2 separate regions of the Homo sapiens genome follow, and region 1 is linked to region 2. Evidence: read pairs that join two places in POLR2A ChIA-PET (ENCODE). Cell type or tissue: CD4-positive, alpha-beta T cell. All regions are shown on one strand. Links, peaks and the distances in the headings refer to the core of each region. The heading gives the core; the rest is flanking DNA. Region 1 has its middle 62 kb from the start of CDR2-DT. Region 2 overlaps CDR2 (cerebellar degeneration related protein 2).

Region 1 (9,647 bases), core at 510-8,509, 80 kb before region 2:
GGAGGCTAAGGCGGGAGGATTCCCAGAGCCCAGGAAGTCAAGGCTGCAGTGAGCAGTGATTGCACCACTGCACTCCAGCCTGGGCAACAGAGCAAGAGCATATCTCAAAAAAGAGGAAAGAAAAGAAAAGAAAAACATAAAAACAAATGTTCCTTTAGTTTTAATTTTTATTTTTTAGTTTATTATGGCTGTTTTACTCTCCCCCAAGTAAAACAGCCATACACAATTTGCTGAAATTTTCCTTAGTGTACTTTGAAATCTGTGGAACAGAACTGGCAATCGCTAAATTCTATTTGACTCTAGTTCCATTTAATATTAGACTGGTGTGGAAGTAACTGCGGTTTTTGCCAAAACCGCAATTACTTTTGCACCTACCTAATAGGTATAAAATATGTAACTTCACTTAATTTTATCCTTTATGTATCTCCCTATATTATGTACCTATGGACATCAAACTTAGTACAGACTGATAAAAGGCTGAATAGACAACTCTGGTTTCAAAAATCCAGCTTCTCACAACATCAGACATACTAGTATACAGCTTTTCTAATTTCACAACACATTTCCATTTTTTGGTCTTTCACAATAGAGAAGATGTGTGTACTTTTGAATACTCTGATCTGTCTACAATCTACCAAAATTGGAAGGTGTTTTTATTATACAGTTTCATCCTTTTAGAAATATAGAAAGATCCTAAGTTTGGGCACAGTAAGACACTCAATATAGATCTACTACTAAACAAGTAAGACCAATTACACAATTAATGTCCTAATACCCCGAGTGGAGAAGTAAAATCTACTTGTTTTCTGTTGACTTGAACGCCTTCTCTTCTTTGTTGAATTAATCAATCTATTTGACTCCAATGTCAAATTAATCAATGTCACTTTAGAATATTAAAATGTACAATTATGAATTACACATTTAATTTTAAAACACATCATTCTGATCTCTGTCTTGATTGATACTAGAAGATTATCTTCCAAACTAAGGTGGAAAAAATGACAGACTTTAGCTATTGGCAATGATAGGTCATTTTTTTAGGGAAGAGGAGTAAAGAGGGCCACCTCCATAGGTCAGATATCCCTTTGTTCTAAGAAGCCACCACCCCTGTTTCTTCATATGAAAAAAACCAGAGGCATCCAGTGGTTCCCAAAACCTTCTCAACTTTACGCTTGAGGAACCCACAGATTTCAAATAATACAACTGACCTAAGACACTCATTTGTTTAACCATTCTTTTTTTAACTTTTTATTTTTTTTGAGAAGGAGTCTTGCTCTGCTGCCCAGGCTGGAGTGCAGTGGTGTGATGTCGCTCACTACAACCTCTGCCTCTCAGGTTCAAGTGATTCTCCTGCCTCAGCCTCCCGAGTAACTGGGATTACAGGCATGCACCACCACATCCCGCTAATTTATTTATTTATTTTTTTTTAGTAGAGACAGGGGTTTCACCATGTCGGTTGGCCAGGCTGGTCTCGAACTCCTGACCTCAGGTGATCCACCCACCTCAGCCTCCCAAAGTGCTGGGATTACAGGCGTGAGCCACTGCCCCCGGCCTGCTTAACCATTCTTAAATGTCGGGTGCAGTGGCTCACACCTGTAATCTCAACACTTTGGGAGGCTGAAGGTGGGCAGATTGCTTGCGTTCAGGGGTTCAAGACCAGCCTGGGCAACGTGGTGAAAACCCCATCTCTACAAAAAATACAAAAATGAGCCGGGCTGTTGGCAAGCGCCTGTAGCCCCAGCTACTTGTGGATGCTGAGGCAGGAGGCTTGAGCCTGGGAGGTCGAGACTGCAGTAAGCCAAGTATCTGTGCCGCTGCACTCCAGCCTGGGTGACACAGCAAGACCGTCTCAAAAAAATTGACAGAAGAGTTGACTGAGAGCACAGTGAATGAAAAGGAAGACTATAAGCCAGTGCCATATAAATGCTTACTGTTGGAGGTATGCTTCTATGGAACACGGGTTTGCTCTCTTGCCATATGACATTCACATATTCAGCCACCTGGAACACTTCCTGTCAGTATGTGTGAAGTATCATGTGTGGTCAAAATTGTCTCAACAGTCATTTTCCACACCAACTGGCAAACTAACACTAAAAGAAATCAACAAGTATTGCTTTTTCAAAAGCCTAAATCGGCTGAGTGCGATGACTTACACCTGTAATCCCAGCACTTTGGGAGGCCAAAGCAGGCGGATCACCTGAGTCAGGAGTCCAAGAACAGGCCGGCCAACATGGTGGAATCTCGTCTCTACTAAAAATACAAAAATTAGCTGGACGCCTGTAATCCCAGCTACTCAGGAGGCTGAGGCAGGAGAATTTTTCCCTGTAACCGGGAGGCAGGGGCTGCAGTGAGTTGAGATTACACCACTGCACTCCAGCCTGGGAGACAGAGCAAGACTCCATCTCAGGAAGACAAAAAAAAAAAAAAAAAAAAAGCCTACATCAAGGAAAACAGAACCAAAACACCAGGGACAAAATGGTACATAAGAGGCAAAAAAATTTTCACCAAAATTATTCAGATGAACAATAATAAATGTGCCTGCATCTGAAGATGTTCTAAACCTTCATTTAAGCAAGAAGCAAGATCAAGATCTGTTCCGTCAGTTACCTGGAGTCTGTCATCTTTCTGAATAGGGGACAGAATCACCTCAAATTTAACTAATAAAAATTTATGACTTGGCAAACACCCCAGGTATTTTTATTGACTAACAAATCAGCTATGACAATCTTAGCAACAAATCAAGTTATGCTATGGGGTATGTCCACACTTCCCTGTTCCCTCTACAACAGGAGAAAATCAAATTTTTCCAACATCCTAACAAACTGTTACTGCCTGTAACCAAATGTATCACAGTATCGTCTACCAAGGCGTTACATCCTGAAACTTTCCTACAAAAAGCACAGCTTCAAAGAAACCTTGCAAGCTTTCTTGTAAGCTCCTCCCTTCCCCCATCGCCCCTCCCCAGAGCCAAGAAATAAAGCACTTGAAAGAAACAACATGGATAATATTTATTAATAGCTCATGTACATATTCCATAACTACATAAGCCATTTGGCTTCATACCTGTCAGCAATGAAGTCAGCTGGCCCTAGCACGTGGCTGCGACTCTTCTCTATTTATTTAGAACTACAAACTACAATTTACACTTTTCCAAAAGCTGTAGGACTATTTGGGAAGGGCACTTTATTCTTCTAAAAGGTTACTAAATTCTCTTATATACTTATACTGATCACAATACTGAAAAATAATAGAAAATCCATTGTCATTCATTTACCACCTAATTTGTTAAGATGCCAGAAAACCAAATTTTACACATTTCAATAAAAAGGCAAAACTAAGCATGTCAATCATAGGAAAAAAATACTTAATCAACTAATTTTATTTAAAGCACTCACAAACTCTTAAGTGGTACAAGACAAGTCAACGCTGTTTATCGAACAATATTTTTTTTTACGACTAAACATCTCAATTCTAGACTCAGGCACTAATTATTAAAGTCATGTAGTTATATACACCAATTCTCAACAGACACAGTTTTTTTTGGAAAGGCATATTAAACAGACTAAGATGTGTACTACCCATTAGCCAAAGATAATTTTATTGATTTTTCTAACAAGTCTTCAAATGTTACATTCTAACATCTTAGCAAATTATTTCCAAATACTGCTGGAATTACATGTAACTATCAGGAAACAAAAGGGCTTCTCAACAACTTGTGCGTTCTACATTATCTGGCCAGTTTCCGGACAATTATAATACAATTGTGCTCCAAAGTAGGAGAGTTCCATGAATCAATTACCCCTAAAATATATTTCTGTATATTTAAGGAGTTCTAAGCATTGGGTTAAATTCCAAACAGACTCTGAATACAAGCATTTATTTAGTAAGAGAGGTTAGAATAAATCAATCCTAAATTAGGCACAGCTGCCCTCCCCCCATTGATCAAAAAGACAGGAAATTACATTTATTTAAAAAGTTAATGTTCCTAATATATTCAAATCTAACTAAGCCCCAAAACGGTCTGACATCAAATCCTCCATAAAAGAGGAAATTCTCTAGACTTCTAAGTGGGTGCCCAGAGTTCACTCAAGTGTCCAGGTATGAATTACGATTCACCAGAGTAACCGGCCTTGCACTTAGGGAAAACTTCCATCGCCCAAGACCAGAGTAGGTCGATCCCATCAACAGTCACACAATCTCATCTCACGCTCCACTAATGAATGTTCTGCCTAAAGTCAGAGCAATGCCTTAGCTGGAGTTTTGTTTTGGTTTTTTCAATATTACCACGTGGGGGTCACAGAAAGGAACAGAGGTTAGAAGAGCTCTCACGTGGCGGCTGAAAGACTGGGGAACCGAGAAAGTGAATGAGTAACAGGGAGGGTCCTGGACTCTCAGGATCTCCCAACTCGGGGTCAGGGGGAAGCGGTAAGTGGAATGCCCCCCGCCCCCCCACCCCCGCCTCTTTCTCACCTCCTGGTCCCGACCCTAGGCCAGTGCCACCGCCGGGAGCCCCGGGTCTCGGCTTCAGCCCCGGGCTGAACAAGCAGGGAGGGGAGAGGCACTTAGGCCTCGCCTCCCCGCGGCCTTCCTCCCCCAGCCGGGGCGGAGGAGACCCAGGAAGCTGCGCCCGGCTCCCGGGGGTGGAGGGCCTAGGCCTCGGCCCGCCCGAGGCGGAGCCCGGGAGGTCGGGGCGGGGTCCCGGGCCGGTCACCCACCTGGGTTGCCAGTCATTCCAGCTCCGCGAATAGTTGGTGCCGTTGGTGCCGCCGCCGCCGCTCAGCCGAGACCCCGGGGCTCTGCGGCTCATTACCTTCCCCGACACGACATGGCCAAGCGCCGCCGCCCAGAGAAGCGCGAGTCGCCGCCCGAACCGGCCGCCGCCAACACCCCGCTCCGGCCCGGGGCTGAGGAGGAAGCCGAGAAGGAGGAGAAGGAGGAGGCGGCGGCGGGCGGGGGAAGAGGACGACCGTTCCGGGTTCCGCCTGAGCCCGCAGCACAGGACGAGGAGGCGGGAGCGGCGCGGTGAGAGAGAGGTGGATGAAGGGGAGGCGACGTCTCTTCCAGGGCCGTGCGCGGCCCACGTCGCCGGGGCCGCGGAGGACGAGGACGACGAGGAGCAGGCGGTGGCGGCAGCTCCTCACGCTCACAAGGCCACTGCTAACCCGCCTCCCGGCTCCGCTGGCCGCGCCGCCGCTATCGCACGGTATGCTGGGAGCGAGAAGCGGGGTCGGCCCCGCCGGGCCTGGGGAGAGAGGCGGGTCCTGTCGGCGGGGATCTCCACTAGTGCGGCCACACACTTTTCTCCCGAACGCTTCCCGGAAAGCACCGGGATTTTAAAAACTTTAGGCTTTGTCTTTTCTTCTTCTTCTTCTTCTTCTTTTTTTTTTTTTTTTTTGGTGGGGGAAACAATATAGAAGGCTTTTCCTTCTCTGCAACGATTTTGTGGCTTCCTAGAGGTCAGGAGAGTGTTGGTCATGGGAAAGAAGGTTGAATTCAGTCTGCCCACATGGGCGTGCCTAGCTTTAGAACAGCGCTATTTAGGAGAAGTTGGAAGTTACACCCTTTGGTGAGAAGCTGTGTCTGTTTTTTTCCATGATTGGCATAATTAACTCAAATACCAGCTGTACGTTAGTCCGTATTTCTGTTCATGGTTGAGTTCAGTGTGTCCAGAGACCGGAAGGTGCTTTGCACTCACAGGAGTGCCCATGTGGAGCTCCATGGGATGTGAATTATTGTTGGTCACCAGTTCTGGCTGACATTGGAATCACTTGAAGAGTTTTTATAATATGTGGATTCCAAAGCCCTGTCACAAACCTATTGAATTTGTACCTCCCAGGTTGAATTTTTTGTTGTTTTTTGTTTGTTTGTTTTTTGAGATGGAGTCTCACTCTGTCACCCAGGCTGGAGTGTAGTGGCATGATCTCAGCTCACTGCAACCTCTGCCTCCTGGGTTCAAGCGATTCTCCTGCCTCAACCTCCCAAGTAGCTGGGATTACAGGCACCTGCCACCACGCCTGGCTAATTTTTGTATTTTTAGTAGAGAGAGGGTTTCTCCATGTTGGCCAGTCTGGTCTCGAGCTCCTGACCTTGGGTGATCCACCCGCCTCGGCCTCCCAAAGTGCTGGGATTACATTTACAGGCGTGAGCCACTGTGCCTGGCCCTGGGTTGATTTTGATGCTTAGCTAGGTTTGGGATCCATTGGATTATTTAACACCCGAGGTGCCTTTTGTTTCTAATGATATTCTCTCAACGTGTTTTAAAAATGAAGCGCATGAGATAGTTATGAGATAGTAGAACTTTTCCCTACATTGGTGAAGTAAAAATCTTGGGATTTTGATAGTCAGATTATCTTAGGCATTAAAAAATATCACACCGACGCCCTCTCTTTTTATAGGGATTCGCAGAGGCATTTTTGGAACATCTTTGGAAAAAATTGCAGGATCCAAGTAATCCTGCCATCATCAGGCAGGCTGCTGGAAATTATATTGGAAGCTTTTTGGCAAGAGCTAAATTTATTCCTCTTATGTAAGTAGCCTAATTTTCCGAGTACTTTTTAATATCATGCTTTAAAAAGAGTATAGCATTGTCTCAAGTCAGAAATATCTCCCATATGTTTTTGGCATGTTTTTAAAGTGAATAAAATTCCTACTCTGTGTAAGATGTTTATATTTCTAAGTGGTGATTTTAGAATAAAGTGTCTCCTTTTTTATATATAAAACCCTGTATGTAAGGCTTTTGTCATCTCTTTTGTGTGGTTGCACTTAAAGATCCATTTGTTTTGTGGATAGAGGACAGTGTTGTATACTGTTTTGATTCTTTTTGTAGGTTTGTCATTTTTTCATTTGCATTCCAAATCTATTGTATCTGTTAAAGCTGAAGAAAAACCCTTTTAAAGGTAATAGACCTATCTAGGAGGCCAGTTTCTTTCAGTGGCCCATGAAGATATCTTTGGACAAGGATGCTGTTGAATCCCTTCCCCAAGAACAAAATTATTCACCATAGGACTTGACTGGATGCATCAGGGAATACTGAAGTCCACCAGACTGTCTTTCTCTTGAGACGTGTTGGTGAACATGTCCTATTTGGCCAATCACCCTAAGAGGGGTGCCTTTGAGATGGTTAGGAGAACCTGCTTTCCATCCCTTGGGACGTTCTTAGGGGCTCACCTGTTCCTAGAAGGTCAGAGCTACTCTGCCTTGTAATTGGAAGGTTGTCTTCCTACGCACCCATCCTTATCCTTCCTTTCTTTGCTTTTCCTCTGTACCCATGGGTATTATTTAAAGAAACCTATGAACTTACTTAGCATGGTTTGTAATGAAAGGCAGTTGTGTGTTTTTATGTTATTCTGGTTTTTTTATGAAGTGTAAAGTTGACTTGAATTTTTCTTTTCTCTAGTACTGTAAAACCATGCCTAGATCTTTTGGTTAACTGGCTGCACATATACCTTAATAACCAGGATTCGGGAACAAAGGCATTCTGCAATGTTGCTCTCCATGGACCATTTTACTCAGCCTGCCAAGCTGTGTTCTACACCTTTGTTTTTAGACACAAGCAGCTTTTGAGCGGAAACCTGAAAGAAGGTCAGTGTTGTGGGAGTGCTGGACTGGATTTTCCTTGTGTTCTTGTCACCCTTCAGAATGGTGATTCATTACTTTTTTGAGATTTTTATAAAAACTGGATTCAGAAAACTGCATGTACACTCAAACTTCTAATAATAATTTCAAGCAGCTCATAGGCCCCTACAAACCCCTTAAGATAGATTTGAGCTTGAGAACCCTACAAACCCCTTAAGATGGATTTGAGGTTAAGAAAGAGGTTTCTGCCTTTGAAGGTTTGAAATGTGAAGATGTCTCCAGAGGTGAGGCTGAGCCCTGGGCTGTGCCAGCGCCCTGTACAAAGCTTCAGTTGGATGCACCTTCTCTTTGTTGTCCTTGTAACAGCCCAGTAAATGGCAGGTATTCTCCCTTTACAGACAGCACCAAAGCACGGGGAAGTCATTTTCCCAAGATCACATGGTTACTGGCAGGATTAGAAAACTGAAGCCAGGTTCAGCTGACCCTAAAGTTTGAGTTTATATAGATTACACTCTGCCTGAAGCCTTGAGACTTAATTGACCAGTATTGTTTTGCTAATTTCTAAGAGTTACTTATAATTCAAATCTATCAGTTGAAACTTACTAGATTAGCGTATTTTAGTTGAAGAGAGTCTCCAAGAACAGTGTTTATAAGTCATTGTAAATTGTTCTGTTTATGTTTATGAATAATTCATATGGTTTTGTGGGTCACTTCCTCTAAACCAGGGTCTGTCAACCCTGCATGATTGCCATTTGGGCTGCATCATCCTTCATCGTCGGGGGCTGTCCTCTGCACTGTAGGATGTTTAACAGCCTCCACCTACTAGCTGCCAACAGCAGTCCCTGACCACCCCCAGCTGTGACAACTAAAAGTGTCTCCAGACACTGCCAGGTGTCCTCTGTGGGGGTTGCAGTCTCCTTAGGTTAACAGCCACAGCTCTAAACTGACAGTTGTACGTGTTGCATTATATATGTTTACCTACATCCTACATGCTTCTAAAAGATGTTGTATGAACTAGTAGGATGAGGTTTTATCACAAGGTAAGTAAATACAAGCTCTGCTTTTCTTTGTATAAATTAATGCCAGGAATCTGAATTAAATATCTTGTTTTTGTAAGCAGTGACATCCCATTTAGGTAATTTTTATTGAAATATGCATCAAAGAAACTCCTAAGAAAATATACTTAAGTACAAGTTGGTCAGCTTGCCTCTTAAAATAAATGTGATGTCTTTATTTTACTCATGTAGGAAAGAATTGTATTTATTAAGTCTAAGAAAGTGGCTTCTGTCTAAATTTGCCGTCCGTTGAGGTAGAAGGCAAATTTGGAGTTTTCTTGTTTAGAAAAAAAACTACAGATGACTACTGTGCACCTGAAAACAGCACTCAGCTTCACTAACGAGACATGCAAGCTAGAATCAAATTGCTGTTTTGTTTTGTTGCCTGTCGTGATTGTTAGCTGAAACCAAATCACAAGGTCTTTTTCTCCCTCTGTATTAGCTCAGCATACACTGAGCTTACAAACGTATGAACTTCACGTTGTCGTGGAATCTTACAGCCTGCTACTTCCTAAGTTTCCTTTAGAGAAGCTGCCTTGGTGACCAATGAATGTGGTTAGCCTAGTGATACTCTTCTGGGCCATATACTGTGTGACTATCTGCATGGACCTTTATTGAAAGCATTTCTGCAAATAATTTTTTTAAGTTTTTTTTAAATGTGTGATAATTTGTGCTTTTAAAGATATCTTACACTTTTCACTTATTTGTACCTTTAAAAAATCTTTTTTTTTTTTAAACCAAAGGTTTGCAGTATCTTCAGAGTCTGAATTTTGAGCGGATAGTGATGAGCCAGCTAAATCCCCTGAAGATTTGCCTGCCCTCAGTGGTTAACTTTTTTGCTGCAATCACAAAGTAAGTTATTTACGCTTTCTTGATGGGAGTTATTTAAAATATTTTTATTTATGTTTATCTAGTATTGTAAGAGTCTGTTAAATTTCTATGAAATTAGTAACATTATAAAAGGCCAGGCGTGGTGGCTGACACCTGTAATCTCAACATTTTGGGAGGCTGAGGTGG
Region 2 (9,647 bases), core at 484-8,483:
CACAAAAAATTAGCCGGGCGTGGTGGCGGGCGCCTGTAGTCCCAGCTACTTGGGAGGCTGAGGCAGGAGATTGGCGTGAACCCGGGAGGCGGAGCTTGCAGTGAGCCGAGATCGTGCCACTGCACTCCAGCCTGGGTGACAGAGCGAGACTCCATCTCAAAAAAAAAAAAAAAAAAAAAAGTATAAAATTCATGTATAAAACTATTCAGGAGATTTAGCTTGGAATATTTCGGGAAACATATTCATGAGTCTCTTGTTCCTGTAATATGTAGTCCACTGGTTCCTAGATCTGAGCATTGCACAATGCAGTATTTTACTCTTTATCCAAAGCTGTTTTTGGCTAAGAATAATTACTCTCTTAGGTTTCTTCACCACCATTACAGTTGACTTTCTTTTTTCTTTCCTTTTATAAGTTGCTTCATGAAAGTAAGTTTCCAGTCTCAGTAGGGGAGATGAGATGGCAGTAATGGCTAAGCCCACTTACCAGCCAGGGGATTCCCACAGACTGTCCTTGCTGCCTGCTCCATCACAACTGTGCCTGGGCAGATGTAGAGATCACGATGTAGATTTCTGAGGTCTCTCTAATAGCCTAAAAGAATGCCATGTGCTCTTGTAAAAGTAACCAGGCAGCTAAAGAGCCTACTTCCTTGCTAAACAATGACCCTTGCATATGTTCCTCTTATTGCAACCTTCAGGAGGCCCCCTAAACTTTATAAGGGCCCTCTCCTTAATTTGAGCCTTTTCAACGTGTTTCTCCTTCCCTTAAACTTTTTATTGAAATCTACATTACAGAAAAGGGCATAAATCCTAAGTGTATAGTTTGATGAATTTTCATAAAGTAAACATGCCCATGCAACCTATTCCTAGATAAGGAGTTGAGAGCATTATCAGCTCATCTGGTCACCACCCGGTGAGCTAGCATCCTAAGTTTAGCTTGTTTTTGACCTTTACGTGAATGGAATCACTTGTACAAGTTTTAAAGTAACTGTTTAGAATGTTTATTGGGAATTAGATTACAAAGTAATACACAGCTTGGCGCAGTGGCTCACGCCTGTAATCCTAGCACTTTGGGAGGCTGAGGCGGATGGATCACTGAGGTCAGGAGTTCGAGACCAGCCTGGCCAACATGGCGAAACCCTGTCTCTACTAAAAATACAAAAAGTAGCTGGGCATGGTGGTGCATCCCTGTAATCCCAGCTACTCGGGAGGCTGAGGCAGGAGAATCCCTTGAACCTGCAGGGCGGAGGTCACAGTGAGCCGAGATCCTGCCACTTCACTCCAGTCTGGGCGAAAGAGTGAAACTCCGTCTCAAAAAAAAAAAAAAAAAAAAAAAAAAAAGATCATTTTTTTAATTCAGAAAAATATATAGTTGAAGAACAAAAAGTCAGCTCCTATCCCACCACCAGTGAAATTTAAAATGAGACAGTCCAGAAGAATGGTCTGGGAACAAACTCATCTGAGCGAATGAAAAATAGTGCAGAGAACTGGTGAAAATACTAGGACAAGATCCCTAAGATTCTGACTTATTATGGAAATAGACAACTTGGACACTGCCAAAGGGTATTTTGTAAGTAGAACCACAAATATTCTTTCAAAGACTCTTGGAGGGTTTCAAACAATCCTCCTAAAAATTGATCAGTATTTTTGGTAGGCATCATTTTTAATGTAAAAACGAAAAAAACAAAAATTTCCTTTTATGTGAAAACGAAAAAAGATTAAACTATTCAAAATAATGGTTAAACTGGCTTCAGAGAAGCCTGTAGCCTGTCTTACTTTTTTTCAGTGCTAATTTGAAAAACTTAGATAATTTTTTAAGAATCCAGAGCAAGTTTTTTCTGTTCTGGGTGGAAGGAGGGGAGGAGAGAACTCTTACTTGGGAGAGTAATGAGATCAGACACCATTGGATTCATTTACACTTTGCTACAACCGTGTAAGCAGCCTACAGCCTTGTGTTTTGGTTACTTCCCTGCTTAGACACCTGCATTATCCCCTACAGGAGTTGTGCCTAGCACTCAAAGTAGTCTGGCCTTCAAGGCATCCCTTCTTTCAAGAGTTCATGCCCTCTTTGGAAATGGAAAAATATTTTGTGCTGCTTTTACTGCATGTATCAATATTCTACTGCATATGATACTTAATTGATTTGCTTTATTTTCCTTTCCCCTTATTTCCCATTGCAACAGTGAGCACTGTTGTGTTTATTCATGGTCTTTCACACATACTAGGTAATCAATACTTTGTTGAAATCAGTATTTTAACAGAGGAGAAACAGCTTACAAAGCTCTTCTAATAACTCCTAAACTTTGGGTTTCCACCTCTGGAGATTTTTAAGGCAGGCAGAAGGGGCTCTGGCCTCTGTTTTAGGAGATTCAGGTTTAAACCCTCAATTTTAATTGCAAATAGCTAGAGAATTTAGACATATGAATTACCCCTCAGATTCTCTTTGCTCCGTTATGGAATGGTGATAATGCTTACACTGCTTTGGTGTAGGAGTTTTCTGAGGGGATGAGATTATGGAGGCATATATATTTTGAACAGTATAAATTGTTACTTTGGTATAGGATTTTTCTGAGGGGATGAGATTATGGAAGCATATATATTTTGAACGGTATAAATCGTTGCATAGTTTACCAATGTTTTAAGAATTTTAGTAGTGAGCCGGTGGCGGTGGCTCACTCCTGTAATCCCAGCACTTTGGGAGGCTGAGGCAGGTAGATCACGAGGTCAGGAGTTCAAGATAAGCCTGGCCAAGATGGCGAAACCCCATCTCTGCTAAAAATAGAAAAATTAGCTGGGCGTGGTGGCGGGCGCCTGTAATCCCAGCTACTCAGGAGGCTGAGGCAGAGAATTGCTTGAACCCGGGAGGTGGAGGTTGCAGTGAGCCAAGATTGCGCCACTGCAGTCCAGCCTGAGCAAAAAAGCGAGACTCCGTCTCAAAAAAAAAAAGAATTTTAGTAGTGAAAAAAGTCTTTAAAAATTTGTATGGATATATAACAGCTTTACATATATCTGGGGCGCCTGTGACGTTTTGATACAAGCATACAATGTGTAATGATGAAATCTAAACTGAGATAACCATGACCTCCAACATTTATCATTTCTTTGTGTTGGGAATATTGCGTATCTTTTCTAGCTATTTTGAAGTATACAATAAGATATTGTTAACTATAGTCATGAAAGAACTTAAATTCTGAAAAAATAAATCTTCCAGAATTACTGGAAATAGACTTTAAAAACAATCTAATCCCACAATTTTAATAATGGGATTATAGGTGGTTTCTATTTTCATGTTCATGCCTCCCGCCACCAAATTTCTACAGGGGAAATATATTTCATCAGGGGAAAGAGATTTTTCAAAAGTAATAGGAAATATTTCTTTATTATTGTGGAAGTTCATTTTGATAGTAAATTCAGAGGATTTAGGCTGTAATCCTTAATTTCAGGATAATCCCAACACTGCTTACAAGCCAGATTTCCACTCCATTTCTATGCATTTTTACTTGGGGTCGTTTGTTTCTATCTTTCCCTGCGTTCCAGGTTAGGATTCCACAATTGCAAATAGGTATTTATGTAATTCTGCTGGCCTTTGTTTTTTAAAGATTTACCTTAATTGTAAAGGTGGCCTGTTTGTAGCTTTTGTGCATAACTGGAACCTTGTACTCATAGTTGAGGTGACAGTCTGTGCAAATTCCTAGACAGTGAGATAAACCCAAGGCATTTTGCTATAAGTTGACATTTTTGCCCACATTTCTGCTACCCCATGACCCCCTTCCCCCACTGTTTTGCTTTAAATGTCTCCCTTTCCTGTTTACTATGGCAGTCAGATTCATTGGAGGCTGTGTATCAAAGAGAAAACCAGCATGTCAGCAGCATGTCTGTACCTTGAGATGAGAGGTAGGAAATAAGCTAACCCATTTCCTTCTAGATTCAGAAAAAAAATGAAGCACTGACTCCATAGACCTAGATGTCTGGCCTTACATCAGTACGTACTTAGAGAGCTCATCATTTTTCTTTAAGTTGCTGACTGGTTTTGTCAGACTCTTCTGTAGGTCCCCTATAACTGAATCTTGGAGAAGTGAAGGGCTTTTCTGATTAATTTTGGTTTTATATAATAAGATTAAGCTCCTACCATGTGAAAACAAGCTCCTTGACATTCTTTAGATTGTTGTTAAAGCCAAGTCATCTAAAACCAAAATATCACAAGTTCTTAAATGGTTTCATTATGTTGTTATCACAGGTATCACAGGTTTTTATATATCAAACAAGGAACTTTCTATAGTTTCTTAAATGGCCTGTTTGTACTTATTTGCATATTGACTTGTTTCCTGTATGTTGGCCACAACTCTAACTTGAACATCCTATCTGTAAGAGAACAACAACTTGAGACCCATCTGGTATCTGGTAGGAACTGTAAAAGTCTCCCCCTCAGATTACCGGGGCAATTGCTGCCATGGGAATAAATACAGAGAAATAATCTATAAATGGAAAAGCGGGGAGAGAATTCATGGTTAATAGGCTGTTTTCCCAAGAGGGCTAAAGCCAAAGCCCTTCTCAAAACCTTTCAGTTAAATCCCCCTTGACATCTCACAGTCTGAGTCATGCCAAGCACAATAAGCTGTTGTGAAGAAAAGTCTAGAAACTGCCAGTTCGCCAGTATTTTTTTGTCCCCTACTGTGTGTCAGGAATGGACTAGATACACAAGAGCCTTCCATTCTTAGAAGACTACAGTACTGGCCTGGCACGGTGGCTCATGCCTGTAATCCCTTCACTTTGGCAGGCCGAGTCAGGTGGATCTCCTGAGGTCAGGAGTTCAAGACCAGCCCGGCCAACATGGTGAAACCCAGTCTCTAATAAAAATACAAAAATTAGCCTGGTGTGGTGGTGCAAGCCTGTAATCCCAGCTACTCAGGAGGCTGAGGCAGCAGAATCACTTGAACCTGGGAGACCAAGATTGCAGTGAGCTGAGATCGTGCCTCCAGCCTGGGCAACAGAGTGAGACTCCATCTCAACAACAACAAAAAATTGAATATTATTGTATTGTTTTGAGAGAAATCAATTTAGGGTACCTTGGGAATGCTGCCGCTTTAGACCTGCTTTAAGGTGGTCTTCTTTTTTTTTTTTTTTTTTCTTTTTTTTTTTTGAGATGGAGTCTTGTTCTGTTGCTGAGGTTGGAGTGCAGTGGCATGATCTTGGCTCACTGCAACTTCTGCCTCGCAGGTTCAAACAATTCTCCTGCTTCAGCCTCCCCAGTAGAGTAGCTGGGATTACAGGCATACACTACCTTGCCTGGATAATTTTTGTATTTTTATTTATTTTATTTTATTTTTTAGACAAAGTCTTGCTCTTGTCCCCCAGGCTGGAGTGCAGTGGCGTGATCTCGGCCCACTGCAACCTCCACCTCCTGGGTTCAAGTGATTCTCCTGCCTCAGCCTCCTGAGTAGCTGGGATTACAGGCACCTGCCATCATGCCCGGCGAATTTTTGTATTTTTAGTAGAGATGGGGTTTCACCATGTTGGCCAGGCTGGTCTCAAACTCCTGACCTCAGGTGATCCACCTGCCTCGGCCTCCCAAAGTGCTGGGATTATAGGCATGAGCCACCACACCCAGCAAATTTTTGTATTTTTAGTAGAGACGGGGTTTTGCCATGTTGGCCAGGCTGGTCTCGAACTCCTGACCTCAAGTGATCTGCCCACCTCGGCCTCCCAGAGTGCTGGGATTACAGCCATGAGCCACAGCACCTGGCCAAAGTGGTCTTAAAAGGCTTCTGAAGAGGTTATGTTTGAAATGAGGCCAGAAGGATAACTGGAATTTATAATCTTTCTTTGGTGCCATGGATCCCTTTGATTATCTAATGAGATCTAGGATAATCCTCTTAAAATTCATTGAATTACAAAGGAAACCTGTTAGAATGAAATACCTGTCAAATATTGAAAAAAGTAAATTTGTGATGTAATATAGATACGTATTAACATATTTAATAACAAGATCTAGAAACTACCATGATTTCAAATAGTGATGAATGTAGGCAGTAAATCAAGATTTCTGCAACTATAGTGCAATATGAAAATACCTGTGATTTCTGTTGATGATGAAGTCACAGATAAACCTAATACTACTAGTGGTTTATTGCCTCTGTCAAAAGAAAAAATTACGACAAACATAGTATAAAGATCTTAATTAGCTTTTATTTGAGATTCTAAAGTTGGGCAACACCTCATTCTTAGAGAATGAGGGTTTCAATGAGCTGAGCAGAGGAAGTTGGTTTTATAGACAGGGGCTGAGGAAAGCAGAAACAGAAAACAAAAAATGGGTGGTTTCAAAGTTAATTTATTTGTAAAGGTTAAAGCAGAGGGAAGTCCCTTATGCTGGCTAAAACTGGCATGTTTGGGGGCTTGGCTATTATCTCTTCTAATTTCTCAGAAGTCAGATGAACAACTTTGCTTTGGCTTGCTGACATGGAACTTTAGCACAAGTGACTCCATTTTGGTTTGGTTTGTTGGGCCTAGGGCAGGGACTCAGTCCAAACCAGTGGTCTCCTATAAATTTTAACAGATCTATTAGTACTTGAAAGAAATGTCAAATTTCATTTAGAAGTTAACAAAAATGAAGATGTAGCTGTTCAGACCCTTTAAATTCATCCATGTTCACAGACCCTCTAAAGTCTATCCATGGACCCCAGGCTAAGAACTGCTGGCTTAGGTGGAGCAGCCAGGAGAACTGCATCCCCCCGGATAGGGGATCGTAAAGGCATTAGAGGAGGGAGGCACTTGCCTTGCAGTGGGGCAACTCCAAAAAAGGCAAAGATATCTCCCCTAAGTGTGAAATTTTAAAAAAATCAATAGCTAACAAATGAAGCTGGAAAAACCACTTGAGACAATTGGGAAAATATTAATGCTGAAACGTAATAGATGTTAAGGAATTATTGAGTTTTTTTCCCTTAGGAATTGTGGTTAAAATAAAACGTCCTAGAAATGTATGAAGATGTATACTTGAGATGCCTTGGATTAGCTTTAAAATGATTGGAGGACGAGGAAAGTAGGAGAGTAGAGATGAAATAAGATTGGCTGTATGTTGATAATTGTTGAAACTGGTTGATGGGTACGTGGGAGTTCATTAAACCATTTCTCTGCATGTATATATGTTTGAGATTATCCACAATAGAAAGTTTTATTTATTTATTTATTTTTAGACATAGTCTCACTCTGTCGCCCAGGCTGGAGTGCAATGGTGTGATCTTATCTCACTGCAACCTTTGCCTCCTGGGTTCAAGTGATTCTCATGCCTCAGCCTCCCAAGTAGCTGGGACTACAGGCGTGTGCCACCATGCCTAACTAATTTTTTTTTTTTTTTTTTAAGTAGAGATGGAGTTTCACCATGTTGGCCAGGCTGGTCTCGAACTCCTGTCCTCAAGTGATCCACCCGCCTTGGCCTCCCAAAGTGCTGGGATTACAGGCATGAGCCACCACACCTGGTCCACAATAGAAAGTTTTAAAATGCAGTGGATAAGATTAGCCATCTGTAGAAATTCAGTATTTGTTTGGACTGAGAAGTTAGGAAGGATCACTCAAGCAAGGTTAAGGTAACTAGTTTGTAATTTCAGGGAATTAATGATTGTTAAGAACATACCAAAGTGAAGCGTTATGATGATGAATGCTGCTGTGGTACAGTTAAAATATAACCTAATCTTAGTGGATAACTGCATCTAAGCTGAGCCCTATGCAGGGAGACGGTGAGCATTAAGCTGAAGAGTCATCATTGATCCAGTGAATGCCTGTGTCTCCTAGACCCAAGAGAAAAGGACATTGGTCAGGGCAGGGGACGTCCAGGATTTTCCATGTCCAAGATCAACATTTCTCTAAGTGTGATCTCTGGACTGCCTGTACTAATATCACCTGGGTTTGTTGCTAAAAATGCAGAATCCTGGCTCTACTCCAGTCTCAGCCGTTTGAGGGGAAGGGACCCAGGTTCTTACACTTTAATAAATCTTCTTCCAGGTGAATCTTAGCACATGTAAAGTTTGAAAACTGTAGCTTTAAATAAAGATGACAGTAGCTTCTCCTTATTGAGCAATTTACCATCTGCCAGATCTCATGCTGAGCTCTCTACATATATTAACGTTTTTGTAAATTATATATTTGTATATGTCAGGGAGGAAAAATATTTTTTTCCTCAACCTTCATGAGTGCTTAGTTGGAAAGGACCCCTGCAACAAAAGACAGATTAACAAGAGAAAAACAAGCTTACTAACATATCTATTTCATTTATATGTGTGGGAGATACCCAGGGGATGAGTCATTCTCAGAGGTGGCTTTGAATTCCAGCTTATGTAGTATCTTCAACAAAGAATGGTAATTTTTTAGAGAAGTGACAAGACAAAGGGGAAGAACTTTGTCTAGGGGCAGAACTTGTGGGAAGGCAAGTAAGTGGTGATAAAGGCCCGTTAGCAAAGCTTGTTAGTGTGGATTCCTCTGGTGCTGTCTTCTGGCCCATAAAGGTCTAAAGTTGTTAGTGGTTAACCTTTGTTCTCCCTGGTAGAGAGGGAGGAGGCAGGAACCTTTTTATGCCAAAGACGCATGCTTTGGGGTGACATAGTCCAGTCTCTCCCACACACATATTTATCTTTACAGCCTTATGAAGTAGTTGATGAGGAGAACTCACATTAGAAAAATGTGCTTGCTGTAGGTTACCCAGTTCTAAACAGCAAAGCAAGACCTCAAACCAGGTTCTGACTCCAAAGCCTGTGCTCTTAGCTACTATACCACTGCCTCCCATCAGACTCCTCTGATCCCATGTCTACCAGAGACTCTCATTCATGAATCGGCCTTTCACATGCCCTTTGTGGGGCAGCTGTGTCCTAATAGAGGATGTGAATATTCTTGTCACTGGGCAGGAACAGTTCCTGTTGTATATTAATAAATTAATGTCTGGCTTATGCATTAGCCTTTTTAAAGGTAGTTCTGAGTCCTAAAGAATACTTGATAATTTATACTTGATATAAAGAAGCTTGAAACATTTCTGCAGCTATTATATATATATTCTTGTGATTCTAAGCCTTTTTTCCGCTCCTGTGGAATCTCATCAATTCCTAAGAGATTGAACATGTTCCCATCAATGACAAGAACCTACTATGGAATTACTAGCCCGAGGGCAGGATTAAGGGCCTACTCCTTTAGTTCTGAGAAAGCTTCACGCATGAGAATTAGTGGTTGATTTCCAAAGGACCAGAAGAAGCTGGTGGGAGTTGAGGCAGTGAAGACTACACACAGGCTTTTATAGACCGTGCCATGTGCTCACCTTTCTCATTTAATTCTGCCAGTTCTACATGGTAGGTACTAACAGATCCACTTACTAATTCCGAACTCAAAAAGCTCTATAAAGCAAGATTTTTTTTTTCCCCTTAAATTTGCAACAGATTCATTTGGTAGTAGATCTTTACCTGAACTGATGTGAGGCTGTTTATAGTCTTAGTTCATACTTTTTGATGCAGAAATATTAATGCTTGATTACAGGGTGCTGCCCAGACCTCACAGGTATTATAAGGTGTCAGCTGTGTGTCAGGTATGAGCGCCATGTTGTCTTTCTAAAATTTAAAGAATTTTCCAAAACACTTTTGACTTCAAGAGTTTCAGATGAGAAAGTTGAAGTTAGG

What was found. Peaks named below come from ENCODE experiments on the same cell type or tissue, not always from the same donor. Only the 100,000 strongest peaks of a DNase experiment are listed, where the experiment ranks them.
Region 1: POLR2A ChIA-PET joins it to region 2 with 10 read pairs; 12 of 35 experiments call an interaction of 5 or more read pairs at or near these places.

What each region holds. Positions count from the first base shown.
Region 1 is chr16:22,432,561-22,442,207 of GRCh38, reverse strand. It overlaps the pseudogene RRN3P3 and the pseudogene SMG1P1. Among named protein-coding and RNA genes, the nearest start is that of CDR2-DT, 62 kb to the right of the region's middle. RefSeq lists a silencer at 4,490-4,989. In CD4-positive, alpha-beta T cell, for the core only: no CTCF peak of the experiment used is centred there; DNase peaks (open chromatin) are centred at 4,684 and 5,167; H3K4me3 peaks cover 1,364 bases; H3K27ac peaks cover 569 bases.
Region 2 is chr16:22,352,431-22,362,077 of GRCh38, reverse strand. All of the region lies in intron 2 of CDR2 (cerebellar degeneration related protein 2), which reads left to right. Among named protein-coding and RNA genes, the nearest start is that of CDR2, 17 kb to the left of the region's middle. RefSeq lists a silencer at 3,788-3,857 and an enhancer at 4,728-4,807. In CD4-positive, alpha-beta T cell, for the core only: no CTCF peak of the experiment used is centred there; DNase peaks (open chromatin) are centred at 3,847, 4,347, 4,627 and 8,367; H3K4me3 peaks cover 909 bases; H3K27ac peaks cover 5,664 bases.